2 separate regions of the Homo sapiens genome follow, and region 2 is linked to region 1. The links are chromatin contacts, found by Hi-C or POLR2A ChIA-PET in ENCODE. All regions are on one chromosome and are shown on one strand. The core of a region is the stretch at or near the end of the contact, and the rest is flanking DNA. Distances in the headings are between cores, read along the strand shown.

Region 1 (5,657 bases), core at 344-2,843:
GGGAACTTTCTTCATGCCTCTAATTCATTCTCTCCAACAGGAGTTTGGCATGTACTATGCCCTAGAGCGGAGGTGTGCAGGACAGGTGCTGCTGTCCCTGTGCACAGGTTAAGAAACAGTTTAACTGAATCTCAGGGAGGCCAAGTGACTAAGCACCAGGACACGAAACCAGAAGGCAGAGGTCTCGATTTTGAACTCGGATCATCCGCCAGGGCAACGCCCGGAAGCCTCAGGGCGCGCGTGGCTGGGCGCGAGCTCGGCGCGCAGCGGTGGGAATCCCGAGCGGAGTTGGAAGCCGGGCCCGTTCATTTGCATGCTAATACCCAGAATGCTTTTCCCCCGCACACCGCTTCTCTTAATGGAAGCGCTCAGTTTGGAACCGTGGAAAGTTTGGAACACATACTTCGCTGCCTCTTTGCAACTGTGGGAACTTCCCGCCCGCACACGCGGCGCCTGCAGCCTGGGGCTCCGCGCCAGGCGGCCCAAAGGCAGCCGCCAGCGCTTCCTGGGAAGACAAACCTTGGTGTACAACTCTAGCGTGGTAGCATCCCCGGGCGGGCCGGGGACAAAGCGCCGAGGCCTGGCGGCAGGGCCCATTACCAGAGCACCCGGCGTCTCACAGGGCTGCGGGCGCTGGGGATGCTCCGGGCTTGGAGAGGCCTGAGGGTGTCCCCGACTCCTCCGGCACCCCCACTTCCCTGAGGATTGCTGGGGCTTCCGGGGGTCCCTGCCCCGTCCATCGCCCTCATATTGTCGCCTCCCGGAGCTGGTGACTTCACGCTCCCCGGGGACAAAGCTCGGCGTGCTGTGGTTTGGGGGAGAAGCTGGACGCTGGCTTCATCTCTCCAGCTCTTCCGGGCGCGCAGCCCATCAGATCGATCAATGTACCGGGTGCAGAAGCAGCTCCGGAGGTTCGGCCTGTCTCCGGCCAGGACCCCGGGCCCTCTCTGGTGTTTGAAGCAGGGAGGCGGTCGCAGGCGACTTCTGGGAATTTCACGCATGAAAGCGGGGCTCCGAAGGGTGGACGACGCCCGCTCGACCTGCGAGTGCGCTTCGCAGGCTGGGGGGCCCGGATCCGCACCCCTCAGTTCCTGCCCCCCCACCCTGCTAGCCGCCACTCTCAGCGGGCAGGGGAGGGGCAGTGGGAGCTGGTTTGCTGGCTCGGCGCTTCGTTTGCATTGGTCCGGGGGGGCTGAGACTGCAGCCCCCGGCCCCGCGGGCGGGGTGGGGAGGCGGGGGCCGGACGGGGGCTCAGGCTGCTCTAGCATTGGCGGATCTGGGGAATGGGGAGGGGGGGCAGGAAGCGGGGGGAGCGGACTGCGGGGGGGGGGTGTATAAATAGGGAAGGGGGGACGTGCATCCTCGTCTTGGTGAGGGGGGGGCGCTCGGCACAAAGAAAGTGTAAAGTTTGCAGCGCCAGGCGGCCCGGGCTAGGCATCCGGGCGCGCACGTGCAAGGCCGGGGACGCCGGGGCCCCCACTCTGAGCTCGCCGTTTCTTTTTTTTCTGCAAGCGAGAGGGGGGGTGTTGTTGGTATCGCCCCCTCCTTCTCCTCCCCCCAGGGGTGAAAGTGCAAGAGGAAGTGCAGCCGCTGCCATCTTTCCTCCGCTCCGAACACACGGAGCCCGGGGCCGCACAGCCGCCGCTCCGCCGCCGCCTTCTCCCGGCCTGAGGAAGGGCCTACTCTGCCGCCGCCGCCGCCCGCCCGCTCCAGCCGCCGCCGCCGCCGCCACCGCCCTCCAGGCTCCGGGACCCGGCCCGCGCCACCGCCCCCGTGCGCGCCCCGCCGCCGCCGCCTTCGCCTTCGCCTTTTGTTTCCTCCGCTCCGGCGCCCCCGCCCCGGCTCGCGCTTTGCAGGGGACGCAGCGCGCGCCCCCAGCGGGCCCGGGAAAAGCCGCGGCGCGCGCGCGCGCCTGCGCGGCGGACCCCTCCTTCTCCTCCCCGCGTGCGCGTGCCCTTCTTGGCTGCGCGCCGGCGCCGCCTGGCGGGCGGGAGGGGAGGTGGCAGGCGCGTTTGCAGGAGGGGCGCACCTCTTCGCTCGCGCACCCCCCCGGAAGGTAGACCGGGAAGGGGAGGCGGGCGGGCGGAGAGGAGAGAGTGGCGCGCAGTCCAGCGAGGGCGGGGGTTGGCTATGTGGGGGGTGGTGCACCCCGCAGTCTAGACAGTCTGATCCGGGCTGGGGGCGTGTACACTCGGCGCACCTGCGAGACTACAGAGCCTCGGGCCGGCACGTGTGGGGAGTGTGGACACGTCTGCTGCGCCCCGCTTCTCGCTGCTGAGGGGAAGGGAGGGGGCGGGCAGGTGCAGCGGCCGGGCTAGTGGGAGGGGGCGGCGGCCATGGAGCGGGTGAACGACGCTTCGTGCGGCCCGTCTGGCTGCTACACATACCAGGTGAGCAGACACAGCACGGAGATGCTGCACAACCTGAACCAGCAGCGCAAAAACGGCGGGCGCTTCTGCGACGTGCTCTTGCGGGTAGGCGACGAGAGCTTCCCAGCGCACCGCGCCGTGCTGGCCGCCTGCAGCGAGTACTTTGAGTCGGTGTTCAGCGCCCAGTTGGGCGACGGCGGAGCTGCGGACGGGGGTCCGGCTGATGTAGGGGGCGCGACGGCAGCACCAGGCGGCGGGGCCGGGGGCAGCCGGGAGCTGGAGATGCACACTATCAGCTCCAAGGTATTTGGGGACATTCTGGACTTCGCCTACACTTCCCGCATCGTGGTGCGCTTGGAGAGCTTTCCCGAACTCATGACGGCCGCCAAGTTCCTGCTGATGAGGTCGGTTATCGAGATCTGCCAGGAAGTCATCAAACAGTCCAACGTACAGATCCTGGTACCCCCTGCCCGCGCCGATATAATGCTCTTTCGCCCCCCTGGGACCTCGGACTTGGGCTTCCCTTTGGACATGACCAACGGGGCAGCCTTGGCAGCCAACAGCAATGGCATCGCCGGCAGCATGCAGCCAGAGGAGGAGGCAGCTCGGGCGGCTGGTGCAGCCATTGCAGGCCAAGCCTCTTTGCCTGTGTTACCTGGGGTGGACCGCTTGCCCATGGTGGCTGGACCCCTATCCCCCCAACTGCTGACTTCCCCATTCCCCAGTGTGGCATCCAGTGCCCCTCCCCTGACTGGCAAGCGAGGCCGGGGCCGCCCAAGGAAGGCCAACCTGCTGGACTCAATGTTTGGGTCCCCAGGGGGCCTGAGGGAGGCAGGCATCCTTCCATGCGGTCTATGTGGTAAGGTGTTCACTGATGCCAACCGGCTCCGGCAGCACGAGGCCCAGCACGGTGTCACCAGCCTCCAGCTGGGCTACATCGACCTTCCTCCTCCGAGGCTGGGTGAGAATGGGCTACCCATCTCTGAAGACCCCGACGGCCCCCGAAAGAGGAGCCGGACCAGGAAGCAGGTGGCTTGTGAGATCTGCGGCAAGATCTTCCGTGATGTGTATCATCTTAACCGGCACAAGCTGTCCCACTCTGGGGAGAAGCCCTACTCCTGCCCTGTGTGTGGGTTGCGGTTCAAGAGAAAAGACCGCATGTCCTACCATGTGCGGTCCCATGATGGGTCCGTGGGCAAGCCTTACATCTGCCAGAGCTGTGGGAAAGGCTTCTCCAGGTGAGGAAAGGCCCCCTCTTCCTCCCCTGCCACACGTTATCTTAGTCCTGAAAAGGCTCCTGCCAAGATCTGGGGGTGTGGGATTTGTGGGGGTCATTTGACCTTATAGAACCATGCCAGGTTTGGGTAGAGTGTTTTTAAGGGCCCTTATTTTGAGATGGTATGCCTGAGACCTGCTTTCCATTCCCTCAGGGAAGTTTTTTTGACGCTAAGTGTGCCCTACTGTCTCTCCTCCTGGGGCCGGATTCCTCAGGCCAGAGCCACCGGACCTCACCATTCTTCCCCCAGGGCTCCCTTTGTGTTTCCGGCACCAGGCGTGGGGCCCCCTCTGGGGGCGGGAGACTGGGCTCCTCCAGCGACTTCCCCGCTTGAATGGCTGCCGAGGGAGGTACTGGAACAAGTGCATCTGGGACTCCCTACACTCTTGAGGCACCAGATTCCCCAACACAGAACACTGGCCATCCTGATCAGTAGACTCCAGCTGTGCCTCTCACACCACCCTGGGATCATGGGACACAGAGCTGGTCACCCAGAGCTGCTGCTTAACACCAAAAGCTTTGATCTGCTCTGACCTGGTAGCTCTAGAGCCTAATGGGACCCACGAGCCCCTTTATGTTTTCAGGACAGAAAGGAATGGGGACAGGATCTCTATGTAGGTTCACTTTCTAGTTAGCCTGTTGGGGAACTGAGGACTTGTCTGGGAGCAGAGGGTGATTTTGTTTTTCTCCTAAAAGGCCGGTTTTAACCTGGATTGTAGGACCTTGTGTGTGTGAACACAGGGATGGAGAACTCCCTCAGAGGGCCCCGACCAGGAACCAGTCTTACCGGTCAGGCAGCCCCTGCCCACCTGCTCAGGCGGGCATCTGGCTTACCAGCCCAGCTGGGGACTTAAGGCTCCACTGCTGGCCTCTGGGGACTGAATTCCATCCGGGTGGCATTCATTGGCTGCCCGTGGCGGGAGAGGCTGGGGGAGGGGATTGCTGAGTTTCTAAGGGGCTTTAGTCTGGACAATGAATCACATATCCCCTCCTGGAAAGGCTGCAGTGAGGCAGCTCTGTTTCATTCTACTGCCACCGCCTCTGGTCCTAGAAAACACTGAGTTTCTGGTGGGGAGAATTGAGGGAGTGGGGAGGCAAAATCAGAGACAAATGCCCATTTCTCTTCCCCCCTCCAGAGAAAACCAGGGCAGAGAGGCCTGGGCCTGTGGAGCCAGAACTGGGTGGTGACTTTGTCTTTGTCATGCTGGGGTTGGGGAGAGGGAGTCCTTTCCAGCAGTGAGTGTGTGTGTGTGTGTACACACGTATGCATATGTGCCTGTGTGGTGGGGTCTGGCCAAGTTTCTAAAGTCCCTCTTGGTTCTCTCTTTTCCAGGCCTGATCACTTGAACGGACATATCAAGCAGGTGCACACTTCTGAGCGGCCTCACAAGTGTCAGGTAGGGGCTGGGTCAGGGCAGAGATGGGCTGAAGGAGATGATGCTGTTCTCACGGTCGCAGCCTTGAGCCAGCCGCTGCGTGTGCCGGGGGCCCGGCTGACCGCCCACCGCTTTGCACACCTCCCCTCTGTTCCTCCACCCTCCCTCTGCTCTCCTCCTTTGTTCTTCCCCCAGGCCCCCTTCCCCCACAGCTGACGTTCCTCCTTCCTGGTTGCTTGGTCCTGGTTCCCACCCTGTCTTTGCCTTCACTCTGTTGCTTGGCTTTCCTCTCCTGGTGTTTGCCGGCTCCTTGGATGGTGGGCCGTATCACACAGATGTTGTGTTGGGAGACCCGGCACTGCGCTGGGCCTGACTGTTGGTTTCCAGCAGTTTGTAGGGACTGCAGGTTTTTTTAAAAGGGCTCCTGGTGGTCCAGCCAACCACTCTTCCCCTTTTCTGACCTCAGTTAGAGCTCCTCCTGGGTCCCCTCAGCTTAGGGCACAAGGCAGTGGGGGAGGTAGGAGGTAGGGAGTGGGTGGTCCCCTCTCCCACACTGGCATCTGTTTAACCCATCCTAAGCCAGGGTTTCTGGAGGACTGGAGAGCAAAGTGGGCTCTTCTTCTTTTAGCTCTTTGC
Region 2 (5,440 bases), core at 1,420-3,919, 620 kb before region 1:
TCGGTATTCCCACTTACCAAGCCAGAAAGCAACAGAGTCTGTCGGCGGGAGCTCCCCATCCCCACACTGTGGCTAGACAGAGTTCTACAACATCCTTGGGCACACCTGAAATCAGACAAGCCACATGTCAAGTGCCCAACAGCAACACGTGGTTAGTGGCTATTGCACCAGACAGCTTAGCTCTTGCTCCCCGAACATCATGGCCCCAGGATTTCTGTTAGAAACCCTTCCACTCAAGTCTCAAGCCTTAGAGATCATAGAACCCAAGCTCTTCACTGCTGTAAAAGCCCAGAGAGCAGCAGAGACAGGCCCAGGGTCACACAGCCCAGGCCAGAACCCCAGGCTCCTATGGGTGGGGGTAACAGACACAGCGTCCCCTGGAGCCCAGGAGTTCAGGCCACCCCTGCCTTTTCTCATTTCTTTCTTCCATTCTTCCTCCCCTGCATCAGGAAAACCATGAGAGGTCAGGTTATAACTTCCTCACACCTGGGCTTTCACCTCCATGGTTATATTTCCAAACCCACAGTACCGGGCAGGGCAGGGAAGTAGGTGGCAGGTTTGGGTTTGGGGGGATTTTGTTTGTTTGAGAGGGGTCTCCCCGCTGTCACCCAGGCTGGAGTGCAGTAGTGTAATCGAATGCACCACTGGAGTGCAGTCGAGGATCACTGCAGCCTCGACTTCCTGGGCTCAAGCCCCATCTTCCCACCTCGGCCTCCCATGTCCAGCTAATTTTTTTTCTTTAGAGATGGGGTTACTTACTACGTTGCCCAGGCTGGTCTTGAACCCCTGGCCTCAAGTGATCCTCCCCACCTTGGCCTCACAAAGTGCTGAGGTTATGGGTGTGAGCCACCATGTCCAGGCTGTCTCCCCTTTCTGAAAGCTGTCCGTGATGACACCGAGGCCTGGGTGAAGTGACCTGCACAAGCACACACAGTGAGGTGGAAGCACTGCCACGACCAGCACAGGAATGCTCTCTCCAGCTCAGGGCCGGGTCCCACTGCCCTGGCACCTCCTGGAAGGGCCCGGGTCTGGGCCCCCATGCTGCCAGCTCTAACATAGAAGGCAGTCAGTGGATCAGGCCCAGCCCACAGCTGCTCCAGGTCCGGGAAGGATCAGACCCAGCCCACAGCCAATCCGCGTCGGGCGGGGAAGGGCTGAACGTGGAGTAACTCTCAGTACAGCCGCTGAAAGCCAGGGCTCTGGCCCCTCCACTGCCACTCTTCTGCTCCAGGGACAGCTGTGCTGGCCGAGCGCCACCTCAGGAGCGGGTCAGCATCGTTGTCCCCTCTGCCCCCCAAGGGCCTGGGAGATCCTGAGGGGAAAAAACCAAAGCCCTTTGGCAAGTAACTCTGACCAAAAACAGAAAAAAAACGGCCGGGCACAGTGGCTCACACCTGTAATCCCAGCACTTTGAGAGGCCGAGGCGGGCAGACTCTTGAGGCCAGGAGTTCAAGACCAGCCTGGCCAACATAGTGAAACCTCGCCTCTACTAAAAACACAAAAATTAGCCAGGCGTGGTGGTGAGTGCCTGTAATCCCAGCTACTCAGGAGGCTGAGGCAAGAGAATCATTTGGACTCGGAAGGGAGAGGTTGCAGTGAGCAGAGATCGCACCACTGCACTTCAACCTGGGCAACAGAGCAAGACTCAAAAAAAAAAAAGAGGCCGGGCGCGGTGGCTCACGCCTGTAATCCCAGCACTTTGGAAGGCTGAGGTGAGCGGATCACGAGTTCAGGAGATCGAGACCATGCTGGCTAAGACGGTGAAACCGCGTTTCTACTAAAAATACAAAAAATTAGCCGGGCGTGGTGGCGGGCGCCTGTAGTCCCAGCTACTCGGGAGGCTGAGGCAGGAGAACGGCGTGAACCCGGGAGGCCGAGCTTGCAGTGAGCTGCACTCCAGCCTGGGCGACAGAGCGAGACTCCGTCTAAAAAAAAAAAAAACAAAACAACAGCAACAACAACAACAAGAACAAAAAACAGAAAAAGCAAGGCCTGGGCTCCACATATTTCCTCCCCTCACCATCCTCCATGGACTCTGTTCGCCCTCACAGTGTGCAGGGCTCGGGGACCCAGGTGACAAGGGCCGACCTGCCAGCCGACCACCTGGCAGGAACCGCAATGGTTGGGCGGATACAGTGGCTCTGCCTGTGATCCCGGAGCTTTGGGAGGCCGAGGCGGGAGGATGGCTTGAGCCCAGGATGTCGAAGCTGAGTGAGCCGAGATGACGTCACTGCACTCCAGCCTGGGTGACATAGTGAGGTGACCCCTCTCATAAAAAGAAAAAGAAAAGGAAAGAAAGTGAGAGAAATAGAGAGAGAAGGAAGGAAAAGAAAGAAAGAAAAGACAAGAAAAAAGAGGGAGAAAGGCAAGGGAAAGACAGGAAACGCAGGGACTGACTGAGGGACTGATGGAGGAGGCGTGTGAGCCGGGCTGGGGACGCGACTGACTGATCGGCTGACAGGATGACCAGCTGCACTGGGGTTGCTGAGGGGTGGCAGCGACAGCCAGCCTCTCAGCCTCGGTTTCCGCCTGCCTCCTGCCTCAAGCCAACTCACTGCGTGGCCTACCCCGACACTAACCGGCGCCTGAACCAAAACCCACGGAGCCTGGCGGCCGCGGCTCCCTCAGAGAGTCGCCCTAGACCCTGCGCGGCTCCACAGCGCCACCTCGAGGCTGCGCCTGGAAGGGAGGGGCTGGGGAAGTGGGCGGAGTCAAGGGCGGGGCTACAGGTGGAGCGTCGGCAGGAGCTCCAGCATCCCCTTTCCCGGGACGCCGCTCCTCTTCCCCGCCTCCTTGGCTCTCCCCCGGAGCCTCTTCCTCCTCCCCCGTTCGAGTGGGCAGGTCCCCGCGGGAGCCTGAGTCGCACTGCAGACCTATCCTGTGACCTGAAAGAAACTCCCAGTTCCCCATTAGACCCCCTGGCAGCCTGGGCATCCCGGCGGTTCCAGGGACCCGCTGGGGCGGATGACGGCCGAACCTTTGGGCGCCAGGCTGGCAGTAGACGTGATAGAGGTGAAAACCCCACCACCCTCTTAATCCCCAGAAATGCTACAGGATTCTGGGGGGCCTGAGCGAGCAGCTGAGGACAAGGGCCGATGATATTTGCTTTATTTGTTACTGGGCTTGCTCCCTCCCCCGCATCCCGCTGCTCTTCACACTTGCAAGCTCACCTGACTGCCAGGTGGCCGGTCTGGAGCATGGCGAGCACCTTCGAGCCCCATAGATGGCAGCACAGGCCTAAGAAAAGTCGTACCAGAATGGTGTCTCCCTTCCAAACTCAGGCCGGGAGAGATAGAGCCACTTAGGGGAGAAAACTAATGTCCAGAGTGGCAGAAACATCCTCACATCCCGAAGGGTCTTGAACCCTAACTTCTTGCCCCAGGACAAGAAGACAAGGCAGAGTAAAGAGAGGCTCACAGGGAGAGGCAAGTGACAGTTCAGAACACAGGTGCACCATGCCACGCGACTGTGGGCGTCTCCTCACCTCTCTGAGGCCGTTTCCTGAACTGTAAAATCAGGGACAAGAAGGATACCTGCGTCACGGGATGTTCTGAGATTAACTGAGATGCTGCATGCAAATCACTTAACCACAGGGCATGTGGTAAGTGCTCTAATATATGTAAAGCAACGTTCCACTGCTTTTTGTTTGTTTGTTTTTGAGACACAGTCTCGCTCTGTCACCTAGGCTGGAGTACAGTGGCATGATCATAGCTTACTGCAGCCTCAAACTCCTGGGCACAAGTGATTCTCCCACCTTAGCCTCCTGAGTGGCTGGGACTATAGGTATAGCTATCGAGCCCAGCTAATTTATCTTTTTTTATGTTTTGGAGAGATGGTGTCTTTCTACATTGCCCAGGCTGGTCTGGACCTCCTGGCCTCAAGCAATCCTCCCGCCCTGGCCTGCCAACGTGCTAGGATTACAGGACTGAGCCACCATGCCCTGCTGAGTGTGATGTCTTTTTTACTGTGTCAACTTGGCTAGACTAAAGGCCCCAATTATTCCAACACTAAACTGGATGTTTTGGTGAAGTTGTTTTGTAGATGCGAATAAAGTCCATTATCAGTTGACTTTACATAAAAGGAAGATATCCTGGATAATTTAGGTGGGCTTGATAGACGCAGTTGAAAGGCCTTAAAATCAGACTTGAGGTTTTCCTGAAGAAGAAATTCTGCCTGTGGATAGCAACTTCAGCCCTTGACAAGAGTTCCAGCCTGCACTTACTGCACTTACCTAGCCAGCCCCACAATCACGCAAATCACCTCCTTGCAACAAATCTCTTAATCTGTATCCCCTTACTGGTACAGTTTCTCTGATTGAACCCTAATACATTAAGGAAGCAGTATGGCCAGGCGCAGGGGCTCACACCTGTAAACCCAGCACTTTGGGAGGCCGAGGCAGGCGGATCACTTGAGGTCAGGGGTTCGAGACCAGCCTGGCCAACATGGTGAAATTGTCTCTACTAAAAATACAAAAATTAGCCTGGTGTGGTGGTACGCGCCTGTAATCCCAGCTACTCAGGAGGCTGAGGCACAAGAATAGCTTGAACCCGGGAGGCGGAGGTTGCAGTGAGCCGAGATTGCACCACTGCACTCCAGCCTGGGCAACAGAGCAAGACTCTATCTCAAAATAAAAAGGAGTGTGTGTGTGTGTGTGCGCGCATGTGTGTGTGTGTGCGTGTGTGTTGGGGGTCACAGGGCCTAATCTTCGTGTTTATTCACTCCTTTTTTTTTTCGAGGCAGTCTCACTCTGTTCCCCAGGGTGAATTGCAGTGACACGATCTTGGCACACTGCAGCCTCGACCTCCCAGGCTCAAGCAATCTTCCCACCTCAGCCTCTTGAGTAGCTGGAACTACCAGGCCTGGCTAATTTTTGTATTTACTGTTTTGCCATGTTACCCAGGCTACTTTCAAACTCCTGAACTCAAGCAGTCCACCTGCCTCGGCCTCCAAAAGTGCTGGGATTACAGGTGTGAGTCACCGTGCCCAGCCTATTCATTTCTTTTTAATCTCCGGGTAGTTTGTGACTTTTGAGGTCCAGTACTTGGAGGCACTAGCAAAACCATGGTTATTTATTGGTTGGGGTGGGCTATGAGGTAGCTAGAGGCAGAGGGCCCCTTCCACCAGTCCTGCCCCCTGAGGCCTCAGCTTCGTGGATGTGCCTGCTCATTCCCCTCTTCTCCCTGCCTCAGGTGTAGGCCTGGAAATGAGAGCTACAAAGTATGCTGTCCCTGGGAACCAGCTGGTGAGGAGGAGGCTTCTACCCCAGCAACCATCTGTCCCACATGTCCCTGTACCCCGCCTCTCCCGCCTCTACCCCACAGGCTCATGTGTCATGCACAAACACCTTTTGCCCGCCTGCCCTAATTCTTTTTTTTTTTTTTTGAGAAGGAGTCTCACTGTGTCGCCCAGGCTGGAGTGCAGTGGTGTGATCTCGGCTCAC

Evidence for each region. Hi-C counts contacts between places; a loop is a spot of excess contacts on that map. ChIA-PET counts read pairs that join two places held with the same protein, here RNA polymerase II (POLR2A). Pooled maps may share reads with other maps.
Region 2: a loop to region 1 is called in a pooled map, with 24 times the contacts of the local background. The contact joins the promoter of LINC02558 here to the promoter of PATZ1 in region 1. A Hi-C loop is called at or near these places in 6 of 37 single-sample maps with no recorded cell type and 9 of 50 pooled maps. POLR2A ChIA-PET finds 5 or more read pairs at or near these places in 1 of 52 experiments (activated T-cell).

What each region holds. Positions count from the first base shown.
Region 1 is chr22:31,342,282-31,347,938 of GRCh38, reverse strand. PATZ1 (POZ/BTB and AT hook containing zinc finger 1) reads left to right here and starts at 1,593. Exons shown (of 5, transcript NM_014323.3): 1 at 1,593-3,607; 2 at 4,979-5,042. The coding sequence starts at 2,337. LINC01521 (long intergenic non-protein coding RNA 1521) reads right to left here and starts at 1,180. Exons shown (of 1, transcript NR_120386.1): 1 at 1-1,180. RefSeq lists silencers at 1,088-1,307, 1,358-1,427, 1,798-2,217, 2,768-2,837 and enhancers at 3,658-4,195, 4,196-4,734, 4,735-5,272.
Region 2 is chr22:31,968,052-31,973,491 of GRCh38, reverse strand. It overlaps LINC02558 (long intergenic non-protein coding RNA 2558), which reads right to left and starts at 2,669. Exons shown (of 5, transcript NR_149128.1): 1 at 2,580-2,669; 2 at 18-105. RefSeq lists enhancers at 3,310-3,419, 3,490-3,539.